2 separate regions of the Homo sapiens genome follow, and region 1 is linked to region 2. Evidence: chromatin loops called from intact Hi-C (ENCODE). Cell type or tissue: OCI-LY7. All regions are shown on one strand. Each heading gives the region's core, and the rest is flanking DNA. Links, peaks and the distances in the headings are about the cores only.

Region 1 (15,905 bases), core at 3,717-11,716, 280 kb before region 2:
AACAGGGACAGTTTGACTTCCTCATTTCCTAATCAAATACCTTTTATTTCTTTCTCTTGCCTGATTGCCCTGGCCAGAACTTCCAACACTATGTTGAATAGGAGTGGTGAGAGACGGCATCCTTGTCTTGTGCCAGTTTTCAAAGGGAATGCTTCCAGTTTTTGCCCATTCAGTATGATATTGGCTGTGGGTTTGTCATAAATAGCTCTTATTATTTTGAGATACGTTCCATCAATACCTAGCTTATTCTGAGTTTTTAGCATGAAGGGCCATTGAATTTTGTTGAAGGCCTTTTCTGCATCTGTTGAGATAATCATGTGGTTTTTGTCGTTGGTTCTGTTTATATGATGGATTACGTTTATTGATTTGCGTATGTTAACCAGCCTTGCATCCCAGGGATGAAGCTGACTTGATCGTGTTGGATAAGTTTTTTGATGAGCTGCTGGATTCGACGTTCCAGTATTTTATGGAGGATTTTCGTATCAATGTTCATCAGGGGTATTGGTCTAAAATTCTGTTTTTTTGTTGTGTCTCTGCCAGGCTTTGGTATCAGGATGATGTTGGCCTCATAAAATGAGTTAGAAAGGATTCCCTCTTTTCTGTTGATTGGAATAGTTTCAGAAGGAATGGTACCAGCTCCTCTTTGTACCTCCGGTAGAATTCGGCTGTGAATCCGTCTGGTCCTGGACTTTTTTTGGTTGGTAGGCTATTAATTATTGCCTCAATTTCACGGCCTGTTATTGGTCTATTCAGAGATTCAACTTCTTCCTGGTTTAGTCTTGGGAGAATGTAGGTGTCCAGGAATTCATCCATTTTTTCTAGATTTTCTAGTTTATTTGCATAGAGGTGTTTATAGTATTCTCTGATGGTAGTTTGTATTTCTGTGGGATCGGTGGTGATATCCCGTTTATCATTTTTAATTGCATCTATTTGATTCTTCTCTCTTTTCTTCTTTATTAGTCTTGCTAGCGGTCTATCAATTTTTTTGGTCTTTTCAGAAAAACCGGCTCCTGGATTCATTGATATTTTGAAGGGTTTTTTGTGTCTCTATCTCCTTCAGTTCTGCTCTGATCTTAGTTATTTCATGCCTTCCGCTAGCTTTTGAATTTGTTTGCTCTTGCTTCTCTAGTTCTTTTAATCGTGATGCTAGGGTGTCGATTTTAGATCTTTCTTGCTTTCTCTTGTGGGCATTTAGTGCTATAAATTTCCCTCTACACACTGCTTTAAATGTGTCCCAGAGATTCTGGTACGTTGTGTCTTTGTTCTCATTGGTTTCAAAGAACATCTTTATTTCAGCCTTCATTTCGTTATTTACCCAGTAGTCAATCAGGAGCAAGTTGTTCAGTTTCCATGTAGTTGAGCGGTTTTGAATGAGTTTCTTAATCCTGAGTTCTAATTTGATTGCTCTGTGGTCTGAGAGACAGTTTGTTGTGATTTTTGTTCTTTTACATTTGCTGAGGAGTGCTTTACTTCCAATTATGTGGTCAATTTTAGAATAAGTGCAGTGTGGTGCTGAGAAGAATATATATTCTGTTGATTTTGGGTGGAGGGTTCTGTAGATGTCTATTAGGTCCACTTGTTGCAGAGCTGAGTTCAGGTCCTGGATGTCCTTGTTAACCTTCTGTCTCATTGATCTGTCTAATATTGACAGCAGGAAACATCATTATTTCTTTAACTTCTCTTTGTTATATTACTGCACTGGCTAGGACCGGCAGTCTTTCAAGGAGTGGTATAGTAGACATCCCGTCCTATTCTTGTTTTTAAACGGAATCTAAAGTTAGCCGGGCATGGTGGCGCTCACCTATAGTCCCAGCTACTCAGGAAGCTGAGGTGGGAGGATTGCTTGAGCCCAGGAGTTCGAGGCTGTAGTGAGCTATGATCACGCCACTGTACTCACCTGGGTGTCGGAGAGAGACCTTGTCTCTAGAAAAAAATGTTTTTTTAAAAAGGAACCTTTCCAATATTTCTTCATTAAGAATAATGTAGATTTTTAGTACATGCCTTTTATTAGGGCTAAAGAAGTTCCTTTATATTCTTAGTTGCTGAGCATTTTAATTGTGAATGGGTTTTGAATTTAATCAAATGCTCTTTCAGAATCTGCTGAGATGATCATTTGTTTTTTTCCTTTTATCTGTTAATGTGGTGAATGTCTTTTAAAGATTTCCTAATGATAAACTACCCTTGCATTTCTCAGATAAACTCAGCTTAGTCATTACATATTATCTTTTTTATGTACTGCCCGACTGTCTGCTAATGTTTTGTTTATAAGATCTCAGTATGTGCATTTATGAGTGAGACTGGCCCGTAGTTAATTTTCCTCTCTTGTATTTCTCTGATTTTAGTTTCAAAGTTATATCTACTTCACACAATGACTTGGAGAGTATTCCCTCTTCAGTTCTCCGAGAGATTTTATATAATATTGGAATGATTTGTGTCTTGAAAGTTTGGCAGGACTTGCCTGTAAAGTATCACAGCCTAGTGTTTTGGTTTTTAGTTTTAAGAAAGTTTTGTTTTTGTTTTTTAACAACTGCTTCAATTTCTTTAACATTAAAAGGCCATCCAGGCTTTCTATTTCTTGAGTGAGTTTTGGTAAATTACATTTTCCTAAAAAAAAATAAGTTTTAAAATATTGCAGAGAGCTTCTTCATAGTATTCTCTCATCTTTTTATTCTCTGCCATCTTTGTCATTATGCCCCTGTTCATTTCTAATATTGTTTATTTGTGCCTACTCTTTTTTTCTTGATCAACCTTGCCAGAGGTTTGTTCAGAAACCCACTCTGGGTTTGGTTCATTCTCTTCATTATATGTTTATTTTCTGTTTCATTGTTTTATGACCTAATTTTTATTATCTCCTTTTTTTTTAACTTTCTATTGGTTTTGGCTAACTTTACAAATTTGACACATAGTTCATTTATTTCCAGTCTTTTTTTTTTTTTTTTTTTTTTTTGAGACAGGGTCTTGCTCCATCGGCCAGGCTGGAATGCAGTAGCATAATCATAGCTCACTGCAACCTCGAACTCCTGGGCTCAAGTAATCCTCCTGTCTCAGACTCCTGAGTTAGGACTACAGGCAACCACACTCAGCTAATTTTTTTAATACTTTGTAGAGATAGAGTCTTGCTTTATTGCCCAGGTTGGTCTCAAACTCCTGGCCTCTAGTGATCTTCTCGCCTCACTCAGCCTCCGAAAACACTGAGGTTATAGACATGAGCCACCATGCCCAGCCTTCTTTTCTTTTCTTTTTTTTTTTTTTTTTTTTTTTTTGAGATGGAGTCTCGCTCTGTCGCCCAGGCTGGAGTGCAATGGTGCAACCTCTGCTTCCGGGTTCAAGCGATTCTCCTGCCTCAGCCTCCCAAGTAGCGGGGATTACAGGTGCCCACCACCACGCACAGCTAATTTTTATATTTTAGTAGAGACGGGGTTTCACCATATTGGCCAGGCTGGTCTCAAACTCCTGACCTCATGAGCTGCCCACCTCAGCCTCCCAAAGTGCTGGGATTACAAGTGGAAGCCACCATGCCTGGCCCAGCCTTCTTTTCTAATATGTGCCTTTAAGACTAAACTCTCCCTCTAAGTACTGTCTTAATGTATCCCACCAGTTTTGACATGACGCATTTTTATAACTCAGTTCTAAGTATTTTTATATTTCTATTATGATATTTTTCATTGACCTATATTATTTATAATTGTCTGTTACTTTTCACACTTAACAGGATTTTCTGTATATCTTTTTGTAATTTACTTCTAACTTAATTACATTGTGGTCAGAGAATGTAGTCTGTATGACACCATTTCTTTGAGGTTTGTTGAGACTTGCTTTATGGCATAGCACTTTAATCGTTTTTATAAATGGCCCACGTGTACTTAAGATGAATGTTTATTCTTTAATTGTTGCATGCAGAGGTATCTTTTTGTAATGAAGCCAGGTCAGTGTGTACATTTCTGCACAATTTATAAATAAGGAAGCAACATTGTAAATAACACTCTAAGCATTGGTTCTTGGTCATTTCTTTCTAGCTGAAGTATTACAAGATGCTGAAATGCCAACCAAAAGATTAAATTATCTTTAACAGAATTTGCTGTTGTGTAGATATTATCATGTCACAACTCTTGGAAAATTGACAACCTTCGTATCATATCTGGTAGATAACGATAGCAGCCAACACTGTCATGGTGCTTGGTATGTGCCAAGAACAGTTCTAAGCCTTCTGCATTTATTAAATTTGTTTAGTTCTTAAAACAATCCTATGAGATGGGTACTATTTTCATCTCCATTTTACAAATGTGAAAACTGAGGTATGGAGAGTTTCAGTAATTTACCCAAGATCTTAAAGCTAGTAAGCAAGGAAGCTGGAATTTGAACCCAGGCAGTCTGGATCCAGAAGCCATACTTTTAAACCACTATACATACCACCTCTCTCAGAAAAATAGATTTCTGCAGCCATCCATCAAAACTGTGCCTTCCACAAGTAGATATATCTGTTTTGATGAGGTTACTACATGAGTTAAATAATTCTGCTGCAACCAAACTTGTACCTGCCTCTGAAATATTGGCCCTCAATATTCAACTTAGTTTTTAAAAATTACATTGATGCCTCTGGATTTTGTTACTATGAAAGCATATATCATTTCATGTTTATAATGTTATATAATTTCTTAGGTACACTTCATGTTGGTGATGAAATTCGAGAAATCAATGGCATCAGTGTGGCTAACCAAACAGTGGAACAACTGCAAAAAATGCTTGTAAGTAAATGAAAGTTTTTCCTTTCCTAAAATTGACTTTTACTTTGTTAGCTTGTTTTTAAATATACAAATAAGGAGTATTCTTCTGTAATCAGAGAATTTCTGGTACCATATTTATGTGGACTTGAACTTATATAACATTCATAAAACTGACAACTAGAAAAATGTTGAAATACAATAGAGTTTACAAACATTTTGCCTGTCTTTAGCAGTGTGGGCTTTAACACTCTCCTTTTATCCTTTATCTCCTGTTTCTTACCAAGCAGATGATTAAAGAAAACCTTTTCAGTGTTTGTACATGTGAACTAGTTTCTCACTGACCTCAACTCTCCTGACATCAGCAGTGTCAGAAACCTCTTTCCTGTTGAGCTGAGTCATAGCCAGCTGTCGTGGATTTCTCTACAGCATAGAAGGGAGGAAAGCCACGGTAGACCAGGCCATTTTTGACCATACATATCCAAAATCTGTATTCAAATTAGGCTTTGGATTTTTTAAAAAGGCAAAATGACAGCCTTTGCCTATGTTCATTGTCATAGCAAGCAGACAGAGGTGTTTGGGGCCTCTGATCCCTTTTCCCACTGCAGTGTAGTAGCACCCAGGTTATGAATACCTATTAAGTATGAAATAAGCTTCACAGACTCACCAAACATTTTTTTTTCTTTTTTTTGAGACGGAGTTTTGCTCTTGTTGCCCAGGCTGGAGTGCAATGGCGTGATCTCAGCTCACTGCAACCTCTGCCCCCCGAGTTCAAGGGATTCTCCTGCCTCAGCCTCCCAAGTAGCTGGGATTACAGGCATGCGCTACCACACCCTGCTAATGTTTGCATTTTTAGTAGAGACGGGGTTTCTCCATGTTGGCCAGGCTGGTCTCGAACTCCCGACCTCAGGTGATCCACCAGCCTTGGCCTCCCAAAGTACCGGGATGACAGGTGTGAGCCACCACTCCCAGCCCAAAATTTTTTTTTAAAAAAAAGCCAAAATTAATAAGCAAAAAGTGGCTGGGTGCGGTGGCTCATGCCTGTAATCCCAGCACTTTGGGAGGCCAAGGTGGGTGAATCACCTGAAGTCGGGAGTTTGAGACCAGCCTGGCCAACATGGTGAAACCCCGTCTCTACTAAAAATACAAACATTAGCAAGGCATGGTGGCGCGTGCCTATAATCCCAGCTACCCGGGAGGCTGAGGCAGGAGAATCACTGGAACCTGGAAGGCAGAGTTTGCAGTGAGCCGAGATGGTGCCACTGCACTGCAGCCTGGATGACAGAGCGAGACTCTGTCTCAAAAAAATAAATAAATAAAAAATTTTTAAAAGTAAAAAGCATATTCTATGGGGTACACCATTATAATGTGGCATACTCAATGTAATTTTTATGTAATTACCTAGTCTATTGTCTAATTCAATGTATATTCACTTTTGAAAGGCATGTCACTTAGAAAGTTTTGTATTCACATCTATAAAAAGGTGACCATTGAAGATCTGTGAGACCATTGCTGTATGAGCAAAAGGCAATTGGCTGCTGGGCTTTTCCCAGGAACTTACTCTACTGTTAACTCGAGCAGTCCCTGCTTCATGACTACATTTCATTTTCCGGCTATGTGCTCTCAGATGGCTTGTGCTAATTGCCCCCATGTGTTTTGAGTGGCTTCTTACATGGTTTTGTGAACAATTGTTTGTAAGAAAACTTTTCTTTCTTTCCCACCACCCCCCCTCCAGAGGGAAATGCGGGGGAGTATTACCTTCAAGATTGTGCCAAGTTACCGCACTCAGTCTTCGTCCTGTGAGGTAATGACTCTAACAAACCACCCCCATCTGCTCTGAGTTCTTAACTAACTGTCTGCTGATGGCTGTATGTTTTTGCTTTCTGGGAAATTGTTTCTGCCTGTGCTGTTAGATCACTGCACACCAATTTTACAACAAAGATAACGGAACAGAGTAGGTCCCATCCACCTACTCAGCCCTGCTTCCATGTGGATCTCCTCAGCACTTTGAACTTTTTGCAGGCTGAAATCTGAGCAAAATGTAGAGAAGTTACAAATGATGACATAAGGCTTAATAAGGAAAAAACGGAGTGTCTGAGGGAAAAAAACTAAAGGCCATAATTGCAGTAATATTTCCAGGAAGTTCATTCACTTCCCTTGTTAAGAAATCACATAGATAGTTCTTCTTTCTAAGGATCTGAGAAGTGATCTATTTCTGTTGAGATACAGTTGTTCATACAATTGTGACAGGTCTCTAGATGGAAGTTAAGTCTGCAATGAATTGATAATTGACTTCACTAGAGGGAAATAGGCTTTTGCAACCTTTTGTAAAACTGTTTAAATTTAGAATGGTATGTGATCTGTAAACAAGTAAGTTTTCTAGAGTAATACAGCCCCAAAGTTTCTTTCTTAAAATAGGCTTATCCTGTAGAAATTATAGTTCTTCCAACCTATATTATTCAGTTTTGTGTTGGTTGTTAAATGAGATTCAAAAATCTATTCTTTTTGTATTGGAAATATAAATGGGCATAAATGATATCATCCTTTGGTCATTGCACGTTCAGCTCGAGTGTTATTTATTGAAGCTTGTTCTTTCATGTGCATCTTCCGAGAGTATGTGCATCAATATGAAGTACACACTTCCTAAAGTTTATTTTTAAGACTGACAGGTAACTTATTGGATTTGTACTTAGGAGAACCTGAGAGAGAATTGTAATACTTCTAGTCTCTAGTGATGGTGTAAATTTCATAAGAAAAATCAGAGGCTTCATATTTTTTAAAAGCCTATTGAAGATACATATTAAAATGTATAGTTTTGTCAAGTATATTTTTGGTGAGCCATGGCAATTGAGGTGTCCGTTGTAACGGGTCTTGAGCTCCTCTTGGTGGCTTTTTATGGAACTTCAATTAATAGTATATTTCAAAAGAAAATGCAGAATTGCTTCTGTTCCAGGATTCAGAGTATTGAAATTTGTTACCTAGAACACAAACTTTGCTGGGAAACAAAGAATGTCACACTTAACATTCTATGTAAATAATTTTAATATTCCAGAGTTACAGATGTCCTTATATCATTTCTCATCTGTTGAAGAAATTTAGTAAATACAATTGACTTTTGTCTTTTTGGCTAACTAACCAGAAGGTACTGTTAGTTATTAATACAACATAAGTTTCTCTTTTTTTTTTTAAATGGTCGAACTAGTTTGGGGTGGAACCAGTATCATAGATGTAAATTCTATGTTCTTGAGTAAGAAGAACCCCTCTTACCTTCTTTGCCTTTGAATAGTAGAAAAAATAATGATACTTCTCTCCTAGCTCCACCTCCAGCCTTTTTGGCCCTCCTGTTCCCTGGCAGAATTCAAGCTTGTGGTTGGACTCTTCCCAGCTAGGGCAATACTTCAAAAAAAAAAAAAGAAGGCTCTCTGGCCACCTGCATCTGCATCCCCCAGGTCCTTGGTTAAAGAGTAGACCCCTGCCCCTCACCCTGGCTCTACTGACTTGAGTCTCTGCGGGTGGCACCTGGAGATCAGTCTTGCTCACTAACATATGAGAATGCTCTTCTAAGGGATCTCATTACCTTTAAGGCTGACAGGTTCTAGAAATGCTCTTAAGTCATCTGGGGAAAAAAAATGTCTTTTAAAAAGACATGCACATTTCTAAGGCTTAAAAGAACTCTACAGAAGCAAAAATTAAAAAGTACTTATTTCCTTCCTCTCCTTGTTCTTATCGTTAAAGTTGATTTGGACACTAAGGGAATGGAGCCTGGAAAATATTTTGAGTGTATAGAATAGTAGAGAGAAAGCAAGCGATAGAGGAGCCTGGATATAGGAAGAGTGGCTGTGGCTCCTAGGATCTTTGCTGGAAGTGTAATATTGTTATAGGCTTGAGATTATTGTTTTAATCAATCTGCTAAAATAGTCTTAAAAAAAGAGTTCTTCTCTGATGTATATCTCTTTTACCCTTACTAGTAATAATATTTATTCTATAATAGAAAGATTCTGAGGTGATTGTAACATGTGAAATCTTAGGTTTGTTTCTCTTCAGATTGGGTCAGTTAGTAACTCTTGACACAGGTACTAAAAATTATTAAATACTTTTCAAACCTAATCTTTAATAAAAATTAGGCAGTTGGGATCTTCAGCACGATAATTTATGGTAATGTTTGTCATCTTATACTTGATAGGGTTTTAATATCAAGTCACTCTTCTGGGTCTCATTAAAAGAAAGAAAAGGTATAGAATGTTAGAGATAGGAAAGAATTGATTAATGAATGACACAGTCATCACTTAAAATATGTGAGCCTTCGAACTGCAAAATTTTTTTCATACTTCTGTGAAATCATGCAAGCAAGTCAGTATGGCACCTATACAGCTCAAACCTCAAAGGAAATGGTTGTCAGACTGTGGTTGTTACTGTTGATGTAAATATCTCTGTGTTTCTGTGCTGGTGTTCTGTGTTAATGAACCTTGTGTCTTATTTCAGAGAGATTCCCCTTCCACTTCCAGACAGTCCCCAGCTAATGGTCATAGCAGCACTAACAATTCTGTTTCGGTAAGAACTTTAGCTCCACACAGCAAAGTGTGACAATTTTGTTGGTGCTCACCTGCCATGAGTGTTCTAGTTACATGTGTTCAGTGGAAATAGTGTCTTCTGCTGATATACAAGGCTACTACAGCTACAATGCACTTTACTCCTGGAAAATCTTTTTCAACATTTCCTTCTCATTAAAAATCCCCTTCAATAGTTAAATTTGAAGAAATATAGTTCAAGACTGCTTTGGTCATTCTAAAAATATTTCTATGCCACCCCATTTGTATGTATGACTTTGCTCAAACCTATGCAAAGGATGTAAACGGAAATTTGTTTAAACTTCTAAATATTTTTTAATTTGAAAAAGATAAATGTAAGAATTTTGCAGAGTAGGCATTTGGGTATTCTTGGGCTTTGTAGTTTTCTATTCTGAGTGATATCAGCAACATGTTTTAGTTTCCGCTATCTAAGTTTACGAATTGGTGTGCCCTCTGTTATTGTGGTACGTGCACATATTTTTGTGAATTATAAGCCTTGCCTGGATATGAAAAGCAAAAAGAACTGGCTTCAAACTGCACTTAAGCCACGCTGTTATCACATCTTTAACACAAAGTACTTTATATTTGACTTGAACTTGGAGTTTTAAATTTTTTCAGAACTATCCATTTTGGAATATAGAAAGAATTGTTTTTAACTTATTTAAACAAATGGAAGCACTTAACAGGTGCAGACTGGCAATATTTTGGTTGCTAATACTGCTGTTTATGACCCAGTTAAAATTATTGAGAGTTCTAATAATGCAGCAGTATTCTTCTTTCCTGACTTTTAATTTGCCCTTTGAGAATATATCAACTTTTTTATCAGGTAAAATTGTAAATAATTTAGAAATTATCTCAAATGGAATGATATTCTAAGTATATCGTAAGAGAAATTATGAAAGAAAATTGTCTATGACTTTATTTTCAACTTTAAAATAGGCTACCAAAGGAATTCATTCATAACAGTTAACATTTAATACTTTTAAGATGATGAAAAGCCATATAGCCATTGAATTTTTCAAAATCTAAATGGTTGCAGTGACTAAGTTGAAAAGGGCAACAGCTCCTTTTATTTATTTTTTTTTTTTAATAGGCTGTTTCACTTGCAGTGGCTTTTGTGTTGAAGATGCTGAGTTGTTTCTTAAGAACACATTTTCTCTCTGCTTAAACTTACCTGCTTTCTTCAGCTTGCTGCTAAATGGCCTGGGTTTGACTTTTTGATAACTCAACATTTCTGATAAATGGAATAATGTATATTATCTCTTTACAACTTAAATCTAGCTCATTTTTTTAACCATATTGTAACAGAACACACAAATTACTTTGTACTCTTGAAAAATAAATGAAAATTTTTCTCCTGGGTTGGCTTTATTCTACAGGACTTGCCATCAACTACCCAACCAAAAGGACGACAGGTGAATAGATATCCTCTATAGAAACTTCTCTAAACTGAGCAGCTAATAGCCAATCCTTTATTAACCCTTTCCATCCCATAATGTTTGCATTTTGGACCATAACATTTGAGCATTGAGAGCTTGTACCATTTCATTTTAACACATTACACATGACTAATTCTCTATAAAGAATTTTTCCTCACATCTTTGTAGCTGTAATGGTTATTGTAATTTCAACCTGATAATTTTATATTAATGGTTAAGAATTCAGCCTTTGGGGGTGGCTGTGGGCCTGCCTCTGGCATGCAAAAGAATTTTAAAGGTTATAAAATTCTTAGAATTCTAAGACTAACTAAAAAGTTATTCTTAAAATGCTGATGAACATTTTTAAGCAAAAATTTTCTGAAGTTGAAAGCTTTTTCTTAAATTTGTATTTGCATGTGTATTTCTAAAAGCCATTTGCAATGAAAAATAAGAAAAGAATATAAATTATCTTAGCTTCACATCCTGATATACCTGTGTTAGTTCAAACATGAAAAGTTAAGTGCTGCCTAACACTGGCAAGTAACTTTCAAATTGCCAGCACTTTAGAGGTATAGATTTTAAATGCAAATGCAGAGACTTGTAATTTTATAGGCTGGATTGCTGAAAATAAACAGAAAAATCACACAGTGGTTCCAAAGTCTTCAGGTTGGTTTTACAGTGACTTAAACATTAATATTCAATTTTAATTTCAAGAGATAGAATTTTTATGGGATTTTTATCTTGAAATATGGTATTAAAAATAATCAGATTTAGTGTTAAGATATGTATAAATTAGTACCTGATAGAATTCACCCATAATTTTGTCTTAAGACTGTATAATTGATGGAACATTGGGTATGAATTACCTTATCTTAAAGCATTTAAAAAATAAAATAATTCATAAAATGCTGCCATATAATAAACCCTTGAATGCTAATCTATTTCCTAAGTAAACTCACATATCATAAAACTCAGAGCCTTGAACTATGCATGTCTTGAAGCTCTGTGCTGATTTCAAGTGTTACATTGGGGGAAGCTAGGGTTCAAATTCATTTTTATTCTCTCAGAAGAGTAAAATACAAACCTAAAACCTAAATTAGAAAAAAATGAAGCTTTTTTTAACTTTTAAAAAATTGTTTGAGTTACACTTAACTTTATCAGCAATGTGTAGACACACTGCCAGTTGTCATATAAGCATTCTACAGCAAGATACCAACCCAGAGTTCTTGCTAATTTTATATCGTGTGCTGCTTTAGGGTTAAAACCTATCCTGACTGCTAGTATTTATGGCTTAAAGGCTGCCACGCAGTCATGACAACGTATCCATAATGCCAGCATCACCAATGCAGGTTTAAAAAAGAGCGAGCATACTTTTCTATAATTAGAGGCCTATTCTGTTACAGTAAAAGCATAAATTAAGTCTTTATTTTTATTAAACAAGTATTTCAAGTGTTCCTTCCAAATAAAAACAGCAAAGTTTTGAAGCTATACTCATCAAAGATTACTAGTACATTGTTTCTAGCGGTAGAAGTTTTTTGTGTCGTATTTCCATGCATCGTTTTTGCTTTCACCATCTGATGTCCTGTTTGTATTGTAACTGTTGGTGTGTGGTTATGACATTAGAGCTAACTTCTCTTTCACATCACTATGGCATCCTTTCTTACGAACTCCTGTTTTATAGATCTATGTAAGAGCACAATTTGAATATGATCCAGCCAAGGATGACCTCATCCCCTGTAAAGAAGCTGGCATTCGATTCAGAGTTGGTGACATCATCCAGATTATTAGTAAGGATGATCATAATTGGTGGCAGGGTAAACTGGAAAACTCCAAAAATGGAACTGCAGGTCTCATTCCTTCTCCTGAACTTCAGGAATGGTATGTTTTTATGCGTGTTTTGCTTTGCTTGGTTATAAAAACAAAGCCCTGACCATCCATTTTCCAATTTTATATTATTTTAGAGTGTAAAACCTGTTTGATATATTCCTTCCTTTACGAGCCAAACAAAATTTAAATTAGTCATCCAAGAATTCTATATCTTCAGTATCTAGTGAGATCCTAGTTGCAGAGTCAGGGCTTCATTTTACACAAAAAGAAAGGAAGGTCTGGAAAGAGATTGGATGAGCAGCCCTGAGCCAAGTCATGGTCTCACAGCAGAGCCCTCCACTCCTATATGCTGTTATAATTGTTTTAGAATGGCATTAAAAAAATGTACGTTCTCCTTGCCCTTCTACATGCTTTCATGCCCATCCCATTCCCACCACCAGCAAAAAATGTAGGTGCAGTGCTTCAGTGTCACTCAGAGTATTTGAAGATAAAATGTATTTCACTGTTAGAAGGAGGTAGTCAGAAGCTTTGTTCTTTACCTTGCCAGTCCTTTAAAAATACCTTTTCTGCTAGAAAGTTTAAGCCCTAAAAGCAGGCTAAAGTTAGGGGTTTTAGGCACTGTTTTTAACTGAGAGAAAAGGAGTCACAGATCACTGTATATTTTGATAAAATCTATTTCTGCTATTATTGTTACCGTTTCCTTAGTTGAACTGTCTTTTGGAAAATATTGATGGTTTTACCTTTGTTGGTACTTGGGCAATATACCAGATTATTTCTAGCACAAAAGAGATAATGTCTGAGTTTTGTTTCATGTGGCAAAAAATAACAGCCATTAAGCATCCTGCCAGTTCCTCCTAAAATACTTGAACCCAGCTAAAAGAGACCAAAGACATTGAGTCCATAGAAATTTCTACCTGCTTTTATCTATTTTTCTCACTAGTTAAGAGATTTCTCAGTTAATCTCTTTTGCTTGATCGCCTCTTTCAGCTATCCCATGTTTCCCCAAAAAATAGTATTAAATTTAGAATGTTGGAGCTGATGAGGACTTCAGATGCCATCATTTTATACATAAGGAAACGTGGGCCCAAATGGAGAAGCAGCAGCCTTCCATCTGGCATTGTCTTTCAGTCTGATCTTCGAGAAACAGTTCAAGCATAAGCAGGAGGAAAGCAATCTTTAAGTCGTTGCCGTGATGATGCCATTATATTCTTACTGATATTTACATTTTACAGAATGTCTTCTTTAATGTTACCATATATTATGGGCATTTATTGAAAATAATTGTGTAGATTCCAGACCTCTTCTGCCTAGTCAGATCATCTATATAAATGTTTCACCAATTTCTAGAACTCTGAGTCCTCTGGAGGAATCCTGAGTGATGGCAGTGCAAAAAGCAGATTTGCTTCCTATTTCCTGTAATGGTGGATGAGATTATTTGGATAAATCCTCCTGATGAAAAAAAATGAAAAGTGCCGCAGAAAATATGTTTTTCAAATGACCTTGAAAGCACTGAATAGCTGAAAAGGTATCAGGGGCCAGGCATGGTGGCTCACACCTGTAATCCTAGCACTCTGGGACGCCGAGGTGGGCAGATCACTTGAGGTCAGGAGTTCGAAGCTAGCCTGACCAACATGGTAAAACCCTGTCTCTACTTGAAATAAAAAAAAAAAAAAAAATTAGCCAGGTGTGATGGCAGGCACCTATAATCCCAGCTACTTGGGAGGCTGAGGCAGGAGAATTGCTTGAGCCCGAGAAGTGGAAGTTGCAGTGAGCCGTGATCGCGCCACTGCACTCTAGCCTGGACGACAGAGTGAGACTCTGTGTCCGGGAAATAAAAAAAGGTACTGGGGAGCTCAGTGACCAATTTTTTTTTTTTTTTTTTTTTTTTTTGAGACGGAGTCTCGCCCTGTGGCCCAGGCTGCAGTGCAATGGCATGATCTCAGGTCACTGCAACCTCTACCTCCTGGGTTCAAACAATTCTCCTGCCTCAGCCTCCTGAGTAGCTGGGATTACAGGCACCCGCCACCACATATTTTTAGTAGAGACAGGGTTTCACCATGTTGGCCAGGCTGGTCGTGAACTCCTGACCTCGTGATCCACCCACTTTGGCCTCCCAAAGTGCTGGGATTACAGGTGTGAGCCACCACACCAGGCCTCAGTGACCAATTTTTATGTGAAAGCCTTTAATAAGAATGATAAGTGGAATATCAGAGTTACCAAGTGGCCCATTTTGCAAACAGGGCATTTGTCATTACTGAACACTTCTGTGCCAGAGAACCAAGGTTAAGATCTAAGGCCAGTACAAGTTGGGGAATCTGTTAGAAGACCCTCCTCATTGTTAGGAGTGCAAGAGGCAGTCCCCCCAGGCTAAAAGGAAACAGATAAGCATACCCTTATTTCCCTTCAACACCGGAGGACTATAGAGAAAGCTGCCTTGTCACTGAGCAAAGCAAAAGATGAGGAAATTGGGAACAAACTTCCAAATTGTGGCCACCAGTCCACCTTGAATGGATTTGCACCCAGGTACACACAGCCTGGGGCAGCCAGGGGAGCTGAAGCCATGTACTTGATTTGAAGTTTCCCCTTTCTTTACTAATAGTTTCAGATGTATGGTATAAACAGAAAGTCTCTGAAGGCAAACACTTTTATCCTAACCCCCACTAACTTCATCCTATCCGCCCGACATAAACTTTTTCCAGGGCAGTAGCCAGCAAGTCAAAATTATCAGGCACACAAGGAAACAAGTAAGACCCAACAGAAATGACAGATAGTAGAAACAAACCCAAACCTACTGCATATATTGGAATTAAGAGACAAAGATTTTAAAAATAAGCTTACGAAGTTGGTTCGTTTGTTTTTGAGACAAGGTATTGTGCTCTCGCCCAGGCTGGAGTGCAATGGCATGATCATGGCTCACTGCAGCCTCGACCTCCTGGACCCAAGCAATCCACCCACCTCAGCCTTCCCAGTAGCTGGGACAACAGGCGTGCACCACCACACCCAGCTAATTTTTTTCTTTTTCTTTTTTTTTTTTTTGTAGAGATGAGGTCTCACTATGTTGCCCAGGCTGATCTCCAACTCCTAGGCTCAAGTGATCCTTCCACCTTAGCCTCCCAAAGTGCTGGGATTACAAGTGTGAGCTACCACGCCTAGCCCAGGTTTTTAAAAATCAATAATAAGCTTGTAAAATATCTTCAGAGAGCAGAAAAAAAATGTTAATGACATAGCAGATTTTAAAAAGAACCAGAGGAACATCCAGGGGGAAACATGCAGTAACAAAATTAGAATCTCAGTGGTCACACCTATTAGAATGGCTAACATTTTTTTGAAGTTTCATCAGTGGGTAAATAGATCAATAAATTGTGATATAG
Region 2 (15,905 bases), core at 3,629-11,628:
CTTGAACTCCTGACCTCAGGTGATCCACCCACCTTGGCCTCCCAAAGTGTTGGGATTACAGGCTTGAACCACCACGCCCGGCCTTCTTTTTTTTTTTTCTTTTTTTTGAGAAAGGATCTTGCTCTGTCGCCCAGGCTGGATTACAGTGGCACAATCATAGTTCACTGCAGCCTCAACCTCCCTGGATCAAACCATCCTCCCACCTCAGCCTCCCAGGTAGCTGGGACTACAGGTGCACACCACCATGCCCGGCTAATTTTTTTTTACTTTTTTTGTAGAGATGGGGTCACCCTATGTTGCCAAGGCTGGTCTCGAACCCCTTGGCTCTAGCGATCCTCCCAAAGTGCTGGGATTCCAGGCATGAGCCATCGCACCTGGCCAGTAGAGCTCTTCTGAATCGTGCCTTTTTGTTTTAACCTTAGGTGCGGAGGGTCAAACATAATACTTCTCTGTTTGTGGCATATTAACAACATTGATCCACATAAGGCGTGGGTGTGTGTTTGTGTGTTTGTGCACGCGCACGCGTGCGTACCATTTGATTTCCATTTCCCACTCACCTCTCCCCCCACAGGCAATTGTTTTGTTGTGTATTCGTTCCTTCATATATGCACTTGCAAAATGAATACTGCTATTTTGCATGAATTTATTTTTTATGTTAATGTAAGTGGTATAGCCATGTAACATACCTATGGAAAAAAAGGCATGTATCATACATGTACAGCTAGATACATTTTCACAAAGGGAACATACCTGTGTAGCCAGTGCCCAGCTCAAGAATGAGAATGACCAGCACTCCAGAAGCGCCTTGTGCCCCTAGGGTAATTTCTATGGGACTCCTAACAACATAGATTGGTTTTCCTACTTTTGAAATTTTTATCAGTGGCACCTGTATGCATGTATTTTTGTATGTATATATTTTGAGTTTACATTAATGGTATTGGGTTATATATTTCACCTTGTTTCTCACCTTTCTCTCACCAAGGACTAAGTTTTTCAGGTCTATTTCCATTACTGTGTGTACATTACTATGTATACATAGAATGCATTGCTTTTATTTATTTATTTATTTATTTATTTATTTATTTATTTATTTTTTGAGATAGATTCTCGCTCTTGTCACCCAGGCTGGAGTGCCGTGGCACGATCTCGGCTCACTGCAACCTCCACCTCCCGAGTTCAAGTGATTCTCCTGCTTCAGCCTCCTGAGTAGCTGGGATTACAGGCACCTGCCACCATGCCCTGCTAATTTTTGGACTTTTAGTAGAGACAGGGTTTCACCATGTTGGCCAGGCTGGTCTGGAACTCCTGACCTCAGGTGATCCGCCCACCTCAGCCTCCCAAAGTGCTGGGATTACAGGCGTGAGCCATCACGCCCAGCCTAATGCATTGCTTTTAATTACTGCATAATAGAGGTGCAGGATTGGACCGGGCACGGTGGCTCATGCTTGTAATCCCAGCACTTTGGGAGGCTGAGGTGGGCGGATCACTTGAGGTCAGGAGTTCCAGACCAGCCTGTCCAACATGGCAAAACCCCGTCTCTATTAAAAATACAAAAATTAGTTGGACATGGTGGCATGCGCCTGTAATCCCAGCTACTGGGGAGGCTGAGGCAGGAGAATCGCTTGAACCTGGGAGGCGGAGGTTGCAGTGTGCCAAGATCACGCCACTGCAGCCTGGGTGACAAAACCAAACTCCGTCTCAAAAAAAAAAAAAAAAGGTCTAGGATTCTAGGATGGGCATCTACCTATCCACAGTCCCTGAGACAGGCAACCTAATCGCCTGGGGATCCCTGCCATTACAAACAGCACTGCAGTGACCATCTTGTGCACATTCTTCATGGGCCCATGGAAAACAGGTTGTGCAGAAAAGAATGGACACAGCAGGCCTGGCTGTCCTCCTGAGAAAGGCCTGCGTACCAGGGTGACCCTTGGCTGGTGTCTGGGAACTTGGATTTGGGAGGGTTCTCACCCTTCCCTAACAGATAATAGTGGCTCACTGGGCCTAAACTGTTTATTTTTATTTTTATTTTGAGACAGGGTCTCGCTCTGTCACCCAGGCTGGAATGCAGTCACAGCTCACTGCAGCCTCAACCTCCTGGGCTCAAGCAATCCTCCCACCTCAGCCTCCCAAATAGCTCGGACTACAGGTATGAGCTACCATACCCAGCTACTTTTTAAAATTTTTGTAGAGATGCGGGTCTCGCCATGTTGCCCAGGCTGGTCTCAAACTCCTGGATTCAAGCAATCCGCCTGCCTCAGCCTCCCAAAGTGCTGGGATTACAGGCATGAGCCACCACTCCCTGCCACAGTTCCTCTTTTGTAATCTGCTGAGCTCCATTGTGATGCCTCTGCCCTGTCCTGCCTGGAATGCCGCTCCCTCCCTTCCCTCACTTTTCTGATGGCTTCTTCAAAAACTGAATTCACTATTCACCTACAGACATTCCCACCACCTTGAGGAAGGTGGGGTGTCACTGCCAAAGTGAAAGACAGGCGGTACCACCTACCATTAAGAAACAGGCGGCCGGGCGCGGTGGCTCACGCCTGTAATCCCAACACTTTGGGAGGCAGAGGCAGGCGGATCATGAGGTCAGGAGATTGAGACCATCCTGGCTAACACAGTGAAACCCTGTCTCTTCTAAAAATACACAAAATTAGCCGGGCGTAGTGGCACGTGCCTGTAGTCCCAGCTACTCAGGAGGCTGAGGCAGGAGAATCGCTTGATCCTGGTAGGCGGAGGTTGCAGTGAGCCGAGATTGTGCCACTGCACTCCAGCCTGGGCAACAGAGCGAGACTCCATCTCAAAAACAAAACAAAACAAAAGAAAAGAAAAAAAAAAGAAGAAGAAGAAAGAGGCACACCAGCCTGGGCAACATACAGCAAAATCTGTCTCTACAAAAAATAAAAAATCAGCTGGGTGTGGTGGCACGTGCCTGTACTCCCAGCTACTCAGGAGGCTGAAGCAGGAGGATTGCTTGAGCCTAGGAGGACAAGGCTGCAGTGAGCCGTGTTTGTGCCAGTGCACTCCAGCCTGGGCAACAGAGTGAGACCTTGCCTCAAAAAAAAGGAAGAGGCACAATGTTTGGTGTCATTGGATTTTGGAGGCAACACACACCCTATTCTAATGAGCTACTCTGACCCAATTGCCCAGTAGACCAGAGATTGCCAGTTCTGAGCAACTGACAGCTCTGCAGTCCAGGCTTTGGTACAAGCTGCTCTGCCACTTTGGCCGATAGTACTTGAAAAGTCTTTGGCAAATAGCTGGGCGGTGGCTCACGCCTGTAATCCCAGCACTTTGGGAGGCTGAGGTGGGCGGATTACCTCAGGTCAGTAGTTCAAGACCAGCCTGGCCAACATGGTGAAACCCCGTCTCTACTAAAAATACAAAAATTAGCTGGGTGCAGTGGCACCTGCCTGTAATCCCAGCTACTCCAGAGGCTGAGGTGGGAGAATCATTTGAACCTGGGAGGTGGAGGTTGCAGTGAGCCAAGATCGTGCCACTGCACTCCAGCCTGGGTGACACAGCGAGACTCCGTCTCAAAAAAAAAAAAAAAAAGAAAAAGAAAAGTCTTTGGCAAATAGACTTGGAGCCCCCGCAATCCAAGATAAGAGAATCACACACAGACCCCCAGGGTCCATGGTCAGTCAGGACATCTGCAGCAAATTGTTTTAGCTTCCCGTTGGATGCCTGATCATGGAACATCTTCAAAACTTGGTTCACCACTTACTTTCAGGGACCTTTCCATAGATAACTACATCATACACTCTGTGGCTTCAACTTTCTTGGACTGAATGTGTGCTTTATTAAACAAGACTTGTAGCCATTTGCCTTGCTAAGTGATCCACCTGTGTTGACTTTGTCTCCCAACTAGTATGTGATATTGAGCAAGTTAACTAAATCTTGAAAAATGAGAATAAGCCAGACACAATGAAGCAGACCCATAGCCCCAGCTACTCCAGAGGACGAGGCAGAAGAATTGTGGGACCCCGTCTCTAAGAAAATAATAATAATAAATGCCGGGTGCAGTGACTCATGCCTGTAATCCCAGCACTTTGGGAGGCCGAGGCGGGCAGATCACCTGAGGTCGGGAATTAGAGACCAGCCTGACCAACATGGAGAAACCTCGTCTCTACTAATAATACAAAATTAGCCGGGCGTGGTGGCGCATGCCTGTAATCCCAGCTACTCGGGAGGCTGAGGCAGGAGAATCGCTTGAACCCAGGAGGTGGAGGTTGCGGTGAGCCGAGATCGCACCATTGCACTCCAGCCTGGGCAACAAGAGCAAAACTCCATCTCAAAAAAAAAAAAAAAAAAAAAGAAAGACAGAAAATAATAACAACAACAACAATAATAATAATAAAAGTGCTAGACTGGGTGCAGTGGCTCACGCCTGTAATCCTAACACTTTGGGAGGCTGAAGCAGGAAGACGGTTTGAGCCCAGGAGTTCGAGACCAGCCTGGGCAACATAGTGAGACCCTCATCTCTGCAAAACATCAAAAATTAGCCAGGTGTGGTGGCACGTGCCACCTGTACTCCCAGCTACTCCGTAGGCTGAGGTGGGAGGATCACTTGAGCCCAGGATGTTGAGGCTGCAGTGAGCCATGATCATGCCACTGCACTCCAGCCTGGGTGACGAGTGAGACTCTGTCAAAAAAAAAAAAGAGGTAAATAAATAAAAATAAAGCCCTTAGAAAGGTGCCTGGAGACTGGGCGCGGTAGCTCATGCCTGTAGTCCCAGCATTTTGGGAGGCCGAAGCAGGTGGATCACCTGAGGTCAGGAGTTCAAGACCAGCCTGGGCAACATGGTGAAACCCCGTCTCTACTAAAAATACAAAAATTAGCTGGATGTGGTGGCAAGTGCCTGTAATTCCAGCTACTCAGGAGGCTAAAGCACGAGAATCATTTGAACCCGGGAGGTGGAGGTTGCAGTGAGCCGAGATCGCACCACTATACTCCAGCCTGGGCGACAGAGAGAGACTCCGTCTCAAAAAAATTAAATTAAAAAAAGGAAGGTGCCTGGAACATTTTCAACAGTCAGTACATTTAAACTGCTGTTGCTGTTATTATGGCTGATGGGAGAGGGTTGCAGAGACAGAGTGGGGATTAAGTGAGAGAAACACCTGCCAATGGCACAATGATTATGACCTCCGGAGAAATAAGGAGGCGATGAGTGTTTGCAGGTGCTCCTGCAACAGGGCTCCATGGCTTTGCTTCAATGCAGAGCGCCGCTGGACTCTCGTCACGGCAGATGGAATCACGCTGCCAGGGCAGAGGGGAGCAGCCCTCAGAACCGTGCCATGAGTGTCAGGCCACAGGGTCGTGGCCATCCTTGGGTGAGGAAACCGCTTTTCTGCGCATGCTTCCCCAGGTGTTTAAAACTCTCTCTGGAAGATGAATCAGAGAACGCTTTAGACAGGTTGCACTATGGCTGGAAATAGAAATGCCGGGATCTCTCATTTCAAGTTTTCCACAAATGTTAATTTCCTTTTTCTGAAAGGAAAAACACTTGATTCTAATTTTTTTGTAGGCCTGAAATGAGATTTTTCCTCAATTGGAAGATGTGTTGTACCGTGTATGTACCATACACTAAATGAGAGAAGGGTTGGGAAAACGTAAGCAGGAAACTTTTACTGCAAAAGTAAAAGGAATTACTAAGCGAAAGCCAATCTGAAAAGGCTGCATACTATATGATTCCAACTATATGGCATTCTGGAAAAAGCAAGACTATGGAGAAGGTGAAAAATAATTCAGCAGCCACCAGGTGTTGTGGGGAGGGGGGATGAATAGGTGAAGCACAGCGGATTTGTAGGGCAGTGAAAATACTCCGTATGACACTATAATGGTGGATGTGTGGCATTATGCATTAGTCCAAACCCACAGAATGTACCATAGCGACAGTGAACCCTGATGTCAGCTGTGGCTCCTGGGTGATAATGATGTGTCCATGCAGGCTCATCTGGAGGGGGATGCTGCTGGGGGGAGGTTGTGCTTGTGCAGGGGCAGCGAGGAATATGGGAAATCTCTGCACCTTCCTCTCAGTTTTGCTGTGAACCTAAAACTGCTCGAAAAAAATAAAGTCTATTTAAAAAAAAAAAAAGTAAAATGAGAAAGCAAACTTGGTTTTGAGGGCATATTATTTAGAACTCTGCTGGGTGCAAGTAACAGAAGTTTCTAGCTCACTGAGCCCCAGAAGGACGTTATAGGTCATGGGTGCCTCGGGAACCGGAAGACAGGGATGGTTACAGATGCTGGGAGGATGCTGCAGTGAGGCGGAAGGCAGAATCCCTGTGGCCTCTCTCTCCCCAGCTCCCCTGTTTACACAGGATGATCTCCCGCTTTCCATAGACACTGTTTTCCCTTTCTGTACCCCAATCCTAAATTCCTGGGCAAGGGGACGCTGGTGGCCCAGTGCTTGGGGCAGGTGCCTGCTCCCAGCCCCAGCAGCTCTGGTCATGGTGGGTGGAGGTCCGGGTATGGTTCAACGGAAGCTGCCTGCAGCGCAAACCTACAAGGAAGTGAATGTGTGTGTTGGGTGGGGCAGGGCGCTTTCAGGGGGCCCTAGTTTTGTAATAGTCGTGCCCCCATCCCCACCCCAGCAGGAATATTGTGTTAGCTCCTGGCTGAACTAGGCCCCACTTTCTGTGCTTGCTGCTGACACCCGCTTTCCTTTTGATTTAAGGCCGTTGCAGGGCTCCGCTTTGGAGCGGGCATTGGAGGAATTCTTTGACCACCAAGCAGCCTCCATACCTCCCTCCTACATAACAGAGCCACCGAGAGGCTGTTTGCATTCTGCCTGCTTTCTCTTTTTCCGTTGCAGTAGTTTATTAATTAGTGTGCAAAAAATAAAAAGGAGGTAATAACCTTATTTATGTGCTAGTCCACGTGTTCAGTGTGCTCATTTTTTCTGCAGCCTGGCATCGGGAACCGGAACGTTTGGCCCCAGGAGAGGGGGCCGGGACCCTGGGTGCCAGAATCTTACAGTGCGGAGGCGACAGGCCAACGCAGTTCCTTCCTTTTCCTCCCTCCCTCTCTTCTTCTCCCCGCCACCTTCCTCCCTCCCTCCTGCCTCCTCTCTCCCTCCTCCCTCACCCCCTCCTCCCTCCGCGGGTTCTGGGCGTCCTTGGAAGGAAAGGAGAGTGGCCTCGAGGTCGGAGAACTCGCAGCAGTCATGGCAAACATCGCTGGGAAGCGGGACAGGATCCCCGGGAGGTTGAAACTCGGGTTCCAGGCGGCCTCTGGTGGCGATCACGGAGGGTGTGCCTCCCGGTCCCGCCCCTCACCCCGCAGCCGGGGACCCTCAGCCACCTCCCGGGCGGGCCACCCCGCCGGGGTCTGCTCTGGCCGCTGTCCCCCCGCATCATTTGCCACGAGCCCCTTCACTTCAGCGGTGCACGCGGGGCCATCTCCGCTTCCACAGTGTGGTGTTTAAATCCGCAACGATCACAGCCCAGCGGGGGACTCAGCAGGGAACCTGGGCAAGATGGATGCAGGGATTCAACGACGGCCCGGTCTGGCCAGGCCAAGCTTCTGGCCCCTCCTACAGCGGTTTGTAATGGAGGCTGATCCGCCTTTTCCGTGGTTGCAGCGAGGGAGAGCCTTGTCGCACCTCGCAGCACCCCCACCCCCCTAACCCCCATCGTCCAGCAGGCGGGCCCCGGCTTTGCACAGTTACCAACCTGAGCAGCCCCGCAGCGCGGCACCCAGCCAGCAGGAGGGAGGGAGGGCCAAGGTGGCTCCCCGGGGAGGCTGGAAGTCCTTGCCACCCCGGACTTGGGGACTGGGGGCTTCTGCACTGTTGGAATCCTGCCTGGGGGCACGAGCTGCCTTGAGAGAGGTTTCTGGATGTAGAGTCAGTTGGGCTCCCTCCCTGCCTTTTTTTTTTTTTTTTTTTCACCTCCTGAGACATCCAGGAAATGTATAGATATCTGCAGCACTCCGGGATGAACTGGAGGGTATTGGGGGAGTCAAAATGGGACCCGGTGGGAAAAACATATATTTCATTTTCCGTATATTATGTAATCCTGTAAATAAAATTAAATACATTTTAAGCTGGGGTGGTGCTTTCTGTAACTGAATGAAAAGCACCTCCAAGGCTTCAACTTCAAGAGAAAAAAAGGAAAAGGAGGAAATTTTTAAAAAAAGTTAACTAGGGGCCGGGCGCGGTGGCTCACGCCTGTAACCCCAGCACTTTGGGAGGCCGAGGCGGGCGGATCACGAGGTCAGGAGATCGAGACCATCCTGGCTAACACGTGACTATCTCTACTAAAAATACAAAAAATTAGCCGAACGTGGTGGCGGGCGCCTGTAGTCCCAGCTACCCGGGAGGCTGAAGCGGAAGAATGGCGTGAACCCGGGAGGCGGAGCTTGCAGTGAGCCGAGATCACACCACTGCACTCCAGCCTGGGCGACAGAGCGAGGCTCCGTCTCAAAAAAAAAAAAAAAAAAATGTTAACTAGGTAAAAATTTAAAAACAAAAAGCAACATAAAAAGAAAATTAAATACAGACTATTAGGAAAGGTGTGAAATACCAAGCATGTGTATAACATTTTCTAATGAAATCTTTCCAACCCCCTCTTTTGCTTTTTTAACTTTTTATTATGAGAAATTTCGAACATACATAAAAGTAGATAAGTAGATAACAAATCCTCACCTTCAACAATGACCAATGTAGGCCAGGTGTGGTGGCTCACACCTGTAATCCCAGCACTTTGGGAGACTGAGGCAGGCCGATTACTTGAGCCCAGGAGTTCGAGACCAGCCTGGGCAACATAGCGAGACCGCCCCCCCATCTCTATAAAACAATTTAAAAATTAGCTGGGCATGGTGGCACGTGTCTGTAGTCTCACCTACTCAGGAGGCTGAGGTGGGAGGATCACTTGAGTCCAGGAGGTTGCAGTGAGCTGTGACCTTGCCACTTCAACAAAGCAAGACCATGTCTTAAAAAAAAAAATTACCAATGTAGGGCCAATTTTTTTCACCTATATCCTCACCTACTCCCCCCCATTATATATTTTCATTTAATTAATTTTATTTATTTATTTATTTTTATTTTATTTTTTTTTTTGAGACGGAGTTTCACTCTTGTTGCCCAGGCTGGAGTGCAATGGCATGGTCTTGGCTCACCACAACCTCCGCCTCCCGGGTTCAAGAGAGTCTCCTGCCTCAGCCTCCCGAGTAGCTGGGATTACAGGCATGCTCCACCATGCCCGGCTAATTTTGTATTTTTAGTAGAGATGGGGTTTCTCCATGTTGATCAGGCTGGTCTCAAACTCCTGACCTCAGGTGATCCGCCCACCTTGGCCTCCCAAAGTGCTGGGATTACAGGCGTGAGCCACCGCGCCTGGCATATTTTTATTTTTTAATGATACGATAAATTGAGCTTGTGCTTTAGTTAAGGCTTGGCTGTGTAACAAGCCACCCCAAAACTTAGTGGCCCAAAGCAACAATAGTTTACTATTTCTTACCATTCCAGTGATTGGATTGGGCAGTTCCTCTGCCAGTTTTGACTGGAGTTCCTCCTAAAATGTCTAAGATTGCCCCTCATCCTCTAATAGGCTAGATGAGCCTCCTTATATGGCACCTAGAGTTTTCTAAGAGAATCAAGGCAGAAGCTTCAAACTTACTGACCTGTAAGAGTCCTGAGTCATTCCTGCCCCATTCTATTAACCAAAGCAAGTCGCAAAGCCAGCCCAGACTAGAGAGGTGAAGGGAGAATGGAGAGAGGGGAGAAATAAGCCTCAGTGATGGATGGGACGAATGAATGGCAGAGATTGCACAATGGTATGCACATTAGGATGAGAGGAATTTGTGGCTTTTTTTTTTTTTTTTTTTTTTTTTTGATACAGAGTCTGGCTCTGTCACCCAAGCTGGAGTTCAGTGGTATGATCTTGGCTCATTGCAACCTCTGCCTCCTGAGTTCAAGCCATTCTCCTGCCTCAGCCTCCTGAGTAGCTGGGATTACAAGTGCACGCCACCACGGCTAATTTTTGTATTTTTAGTAGAAACGATGTTTCACCATGTTGGCCAAGCTGGTCTCGAACTCCTGACCTCAAGTGATCCGCCTGCCTCAGCTTCCCAAAGTGCTGGGATTACAGGCGTGAGCCACTGCACCCAGCCAATAGCCTTTCAACAATCGATTGTAGTTTGCTTCCATCAACATAACTTTTCTTTCTTTCTTTCTTCCTTCCTTCCTTCTTCCTTTCTTCCTTTTCTTTTGAGATGGGGGTCTCACTCTGTTGCCCAGGCTGGAGTGCAGTGGTGCCATTATAGCTCACTGCAGCCTCAAACTCCTAGGTTCAAGTGATCCTCCTGCCCCAGCCTCCCGAGTAGCTGGGACTACCCATGCAGCATCGCACCTGACTAAATTTTAAAATTTTTGTACAGATGGAGTCTCACTATGTTTCCCAGGCTGTTCTCAAAATCCTGGCCTCAAGTGATCCTCCCACCTTGGCCTCCCAAAATGTTGGGATTACAAGCATGAGCCACCACACCCAACCCATAACTTTTCCTTTTAATAAACTTTATATATATATATATAAATTAATTTTTTTTTTGAGATGGAGTTTCACTCTTGTTGCCCAGGCTAGAATGCAATGGTGCAATCTTGGCCTCCTGGATTCAAGCGATTCTCCCGCCTCAGCCTCCGAGTAGCTGGGATTACAGGCATGCACCACCACACCTGGCCAATTTTGTATTTTTAGTAGGGACGGGGTTTCTCCATGTTGGTCAGGCTGGTCTCTAACTCCTGACCTTAGGTGATCCGCCCACCTCGGTCTCTCAAAGTGCTGGGATTACAGGTGTGAGGCACCGTGCCCGGCCTTTAATTTTATTTATTTATTTATTTTTATTTTTATTTTTTGAGGCCGAGTCTTGCTCTGTCGCCCAGGCTAGAGTGCAATGGTAGGATCTCAGCTCACTGCAATCTCCACCTCCCAGATTCAAGCAATTCTAATTCTTCTGCCTCAGCCTCCCAAGTAGCTGGGATTGCAGGTGCCCACTATCATGCCTGGCTAATTTTTGTATTTTTAGTGGAGACAGGGTTTTGCCATGTTGGCCAGGCTGGTCTCGAACTCCTAGCCTGAAGTGATCTGCCCACCTCAGCCTCCCAAAGTGCTGGGATTACAGGTGTGAGCCACCATGCCCAGCCAAACTATACACACGCACACACACACACACACACACACATATATATATATATATATATTTGAGACGGAGTCACTCTGTTGCCCAGGCTGGAGTGCAGTGGCATGATCTCAACTCACTGCAACCTCCACCTCCCAGGTTCAAGTGATTCTCCTGCCTCAGCCTCCCGGGTAGCTAGGATTACAGGCGCACACCACCGTGCCCAGCTAATTTTGTTTTTTTTTTTTTTTTTTTGAGGCAAAGTCTCATTCTTGTTGCCCAGGCTGGAGTGCAATGACGCGATCTCGGCTCACAGCAACCTCCGCCTCCTGGGTTCAAGCAAGTCTCCTGCCTCAGCCCCTGAGTAGCTGGGATTACAGGCATGTGCCACCATGCCCGGCTAGTTTTGGTATTTTTAGTAGAGACGGGGTTTCACCATGTTGGTCAGGGTGGTCTCAAACTCCTGACCTCAGGTGATCCACCCGCCTTGGCCTCCCAAAGTGCTGGGATTACAGGTGTGAGCCACCGTGCCTGGCCATGCCCAGCTAATTTTTGTACTTTTAGTAGAGATGGGTTTCACCATGTTGGCCAGGCTGGTTTCAAACTCCTGACCTCAGGTGATCTGCCCACCTCAGCCTCCCAAAGTGCTGGGATTACAGGTGTAAGCCACTGTGCCCAGCCAACTTTATATTTTTTAGAACAGTTTTAGTTTCATGGCAATAGTGGGCAGAAGATACAGAGATTTCCCATATACCCCCTTGACTCCCGACAGGTACAGCCTCCCCCATTATCAATATCCCCCACCAGAGTGGTATATTTGTTGCAATTGATGAACCTGCATCAACACATCATCATCACCCAGAGTCCACAGTTTACGTTAGGGTTTACTCTTGGTGTTATATATTTTGTGAGTTTGGACAAATGTATGATTATGTATGTCCAGCATCATAGTATTATACAGAGTATTTTTTCTTTTTCGTTGTTTTGTTTTGTTTATTTGAGACAGGGTCTCGCTCTGTTGCTCAGGCTGGAGTGCAGTGGTGCAATCATGGCTCACTGCAACCTCTGCCTCCTGGGCTTAGGTGGTCCTCCCAGCTCAGCCTCCCAAGTAGCTGGGACCACAGGCGCACATCACCATGCCCCACTAATTTTTCTGTTTTTTGTAGAGACGGGGTCTCGCCATGTTTCCCAAGCTGGTCTCACACTCCTGGGCTCAAGTAATGCTCCCACCTCAGCCTTCCAAAGTGGTGGGATTACAGGCATGAGCGAGTGTGCCCAGCCCAGAGTATTTTCACTGCCCTAAAGATCCCCTGTGGTCCAGCTGTTCATCCCTCCCTCCCGGCTAGCCCCTGGCAGCCAGTGATCTTCTTACTATCTCCACAGTTTTGCTCTTTCAAGAGTGTCACATAGAGTAGTTGGAATCGTACAGCACGTAGCCTCTTCAGATTGGCTTCCTTCACTTGATAGTATGCATTTAAGTTTCCTTCATGTCTTTTCATGGCTTGAGAGCTCATTTCTACTTAGTGCTAGTCCACTGTCTGGCTATACCACAGTTGTTTATTTATCCATTCACCTACTGAAGGACATCTTGGTTGCTTCCAAGCTTTGGCAATTATGAATAAAGCTGCTATAAACATCTGTGTGCAGATTTTTGTGTAGGCATAAGTTTTCCAGTCGTTTGGGTAAACACCAAGGAGTGTAACAAAACTCTTTATATGAGGTTTTATGCTTACAGTGGCAATTTCTGACCTGGACTTATGCTGAACTGCTGAACACTTCAAATACTTTTTTATTTTTTGAGACTTGAGTCTCGCTCTGCCGCCCAGGCTGGAGTGCAATGGCACGATCTCGGCTCACTGCAGTCACTGCCTCCCAGGTTCAAGCGATTCTCCTGCCTCAGCCTCCCGAGTAGCTAGGGCTACAGATGCACACCACCACGCCCACCTAATTTTTGTATTTTTAGTAGAGACGGGATTTTGCCATGTTGGCCAAGCTGGTCTCGAACTCCTGACCTCAGGTGATCCACCCGCCTCAGCCTCCCAAAGTGCTGAGATTACAGGCTTGAGCCACCGCACCCGACCAACTTCAAATGCTTGATAGCTACCATCAAGGGGAAGTTGTGTTAGCACAAGTTAACGTTTAACATTTTTTATCATCCATTTACAATTTTGCAACAGTTGATATTATATTTAAAGAACCTGGTAGCCAGGCATGGTGGCACGTGCCTGTAATCCCAGCTACTCAGGAAGCTGAGGCAGGAGAATCACTTGAACCCAGGAGGCAGAGGCTGCAGTGAGCCGAGATAGTACCACTGCACTTTGGCCTGGTCGACAGAGTGAGACCCTGTCCGGAAAAAACAAAAAAAACAAAAAACAAAAAAACTAAGAATCTGACAGCTCTTTCTTTTGTGGACAAGTGGAATGTTTACATTTCTTATGTAATGTGAATGGATTTTGAATCTGAACTATCTTTTCCTATTAGACATTTCAAAACAATGATGAAGGTCTAATTTGCAGAGGTACCTGCATTATGAGAGCAGCCGTGCTGCAGTTGGCTTGGGCACCATAAAATTACACACCAGCAGGCTGGGCGCGGTGGCTCACACCTGTAATCCCAGCACTTTGGGAGGCCAAGGTGGGTGGATCACCTGAGGTTGGGAGTTCGAGACCAGCCTGACCAACACAGAGAAACCCTGTCTCTACTAAAAAAATACAAAAATTAGCTGGGCGTGGTGGCGCATGCCTGTAATCCCAGCTACTTGGGAGGCTGAGGCAGGAGAATTGCTTGAACCCAGTAGTGGAGGTTGCGGTGAGCCGAGATTGCACCATTGTACTCCAGCCTGGGCAAGAAGAGCGAAACTCCGTCTCAAAAAAAAAAAAAAAAAAAAATTACGTACCAGCCACAAAAAGACAGAGGTTTCTGATCTGTGTGGTGATGGTGTTTCAGGGCATGGTGTGGAGGTATCGCCCTACCAGGCCACCTCTTCCCATCCCTATCTGTTGGCTACACCTTGATCTGCCCTGAGCCTTTGGGAACCTGGAAGAACCTTCTGCCCCCGGCAGTTCTGTGGACCCTTGTCCATGATGAGAAGGGGCACTGAAATAGTGTCTAATGGCAGAGCCCTCCTTGGCCAGTTGGTCACTCGTGCTCACCACCTGTGGGGAGTGTGGGAGACACAGCCAGAGTCTACCACACTGGGTGCCCTCTTGAAACATCTAGAGTTGACTATTCCAGGGCCCCTGCCCTGCCACCCTGAGAACAGAGGGAATTGCCATCTCAGGGCTCCCTTAAGGACATGTTGGTTTTTTTGTTTTTCTTTTTTCTTTTTCTTTTCTTTTTTTTTTTTTTGAGATAGGATCTCACTCTGTCTCCCAGGCTGGAGTGCAGTGGTGCAATCCTGCAGCCTCAACCTCCCAAGCTCAAGTGATCCTCCCACCTCAGCCTCCCAAATAGCTGGGACCAAAGGTACGTGCCACTACACCCAGTTAATGTGTGTATTTTTTGTAGAGATAGGGTCTCACTATATGTATTAGTCCGCTTTCATGCTGCTGATAAAGAGATACCAGAGACTGAGCAAGCTACAAAAGAAAGAGGTTTAATTGGACTTACAGTTCCACGTGGCTGGGGAAGCCTCACAAGCATGGAGGAAGGCAAGGAGGAGCAAGTCACATCTTATGTGGATGGCAGCAGGCAAAGAGAGGTGCACATATGCAGGGAAACTCCCCTTTTTACAGCCATCAGATCTTGTGAGACTTATTCACTATCACGAGAACAGCATGGGAAAGACCTACCCCCATGATTTAGTTACCTCCCACGTCGGAATTCAAGATGAGATTTGGGTGGGGACACAGCCAAACCATATCACTATGTTGCCCAGGCTGGTCTCGAACTCCTGGGCTCAAGCTATCCTCCCACCTGGGCCTCCCAAAGTGCTGGGATTACAGGTGTGAGCCACCACGCCTAGCCTGTCATTTTCTTTTTAATTTTCTTTTTTTTTTTTTTTTTGAGACGGAGTCTCTCTCTGTCACCCAGGCTGGAGCACAGTGGCGCGATGTCCGCTCACTGCAAGCTCCGCCTCCCAGGTTCACACCATTCTCCTGCCTCAGCCTCCTGAGTAGCTGGGACTACAGGCGCCTGCCACCACGCCCGGCTAATTTTTTTTTTGTATTTTTAGTAGAGACGGGGTTTCACTGTGTTAGCCAGGATGGTCTCGATCTCCTGACCTTGTGATCCGCCCGCCTCAGCCTCCCAAAGTGCTGGGATTACAGGCGTAATCCAGCGTCCGGTCTTTTGTTTGTTTGTTTGTTTTTTGTTTTTTGTTTTTTTTGCGATGGAGTCCCACTCTCTCGCCCAGGCTGGAGTGCAGTGGTGCAATCTCAGCTCACTGCAACCTCCACCTCCCGGGTTCAAGCAATTCTCATGCCTCAGCCTCCTGAGTAGCTGGGATTACAGGTGCCCGCCACCATATCCGGCTAATTCTTTGTATTTTTAGTAGAGACAGGGTTTCACCATGTTAGCCAGGCTGGTCTCCAACTCTTGACCTCAGATGATCCGCCCTCCTCGGCCTCCCAAAGTGTCAGGATTACAGGCGTGAGCGACCACGCTCGGCCGGGCCTGTCATTTTCTTACTATTACAGCTATCATTGGAATTATTGGACATCTGCTGATGCATGGCTGTGACCATTTTTTTTCTTTTTTGTAGAGACGGGGTCTCTGTTGCCTACCTGGAGTGCAGTGGCGTGATCATAGCTCACTGCACCTCGGCTTCTAGGACTCAAGTGACCCT

Evidence for each region. A loop is a pair of places that touch in the nucleus more often than their neighbours do. Peaks named below come from ENCODE experiments on the same cell type or tissue, not always from the same donor. Only the 100,000 strongest peaks of a DNase experiment are listed, where the experiment ranks them.
Region 1: a loop joins it to region 2, with 3 times the contacts of the local background. A loop is called at or near these places in 5 of 110 quality-filtered maps.

Annotation. Positions count from the first base shown.
Region 1 is chrX:41,550,399-41,566,303 of GRCh38, reverse strand. It overlaps CASK (calcium/calmodulin dependent serine protein kinase), which reads left to right. Exons shown (of 27, transcript NM_001367721.1): 17 at 4,660-4,745; 18 at 6,457-6,525; 19 at 9,204-9,272; 20 at 10,669-10,704; 21 at 12,389-12,585. Among named protein-coding and RNA genes, the nearest start is that of CASK-AS1, 41 kb to the right of the region's middle. In OCI-LY7, for the core only: CTCF peaks have their summits at 7,387 and 7,590; a DNase peak (open chromatin) is centred at 7,583.
Region 2 is chrX:41,267,653-41,283,557 of GRCh38, reverse strand. It overlaps LINC02601 (long intergenic non-protein coding RNA 2601), which reads right to left and starts at 7,819. Exons shown (of 2, transcript NR_135616.1): 1 at 7,675-7,819; 2 at 6,780-7,469. RefSeq lists enhancers at 6,732-7,232, 7,233-7,733 and a silencer at 7,207-7,566. In OCI-LY7, for the core only: CTCF peaks have their summits at 7,053 and 7,260 (motif pointing left); DNase peaks (open chromatin) are centred at 6,227, 6,467, 7,217 and 7,587; H3K4me3 peaks cover 2,274 bases; H3K27ac peaks cover 2,304 bases.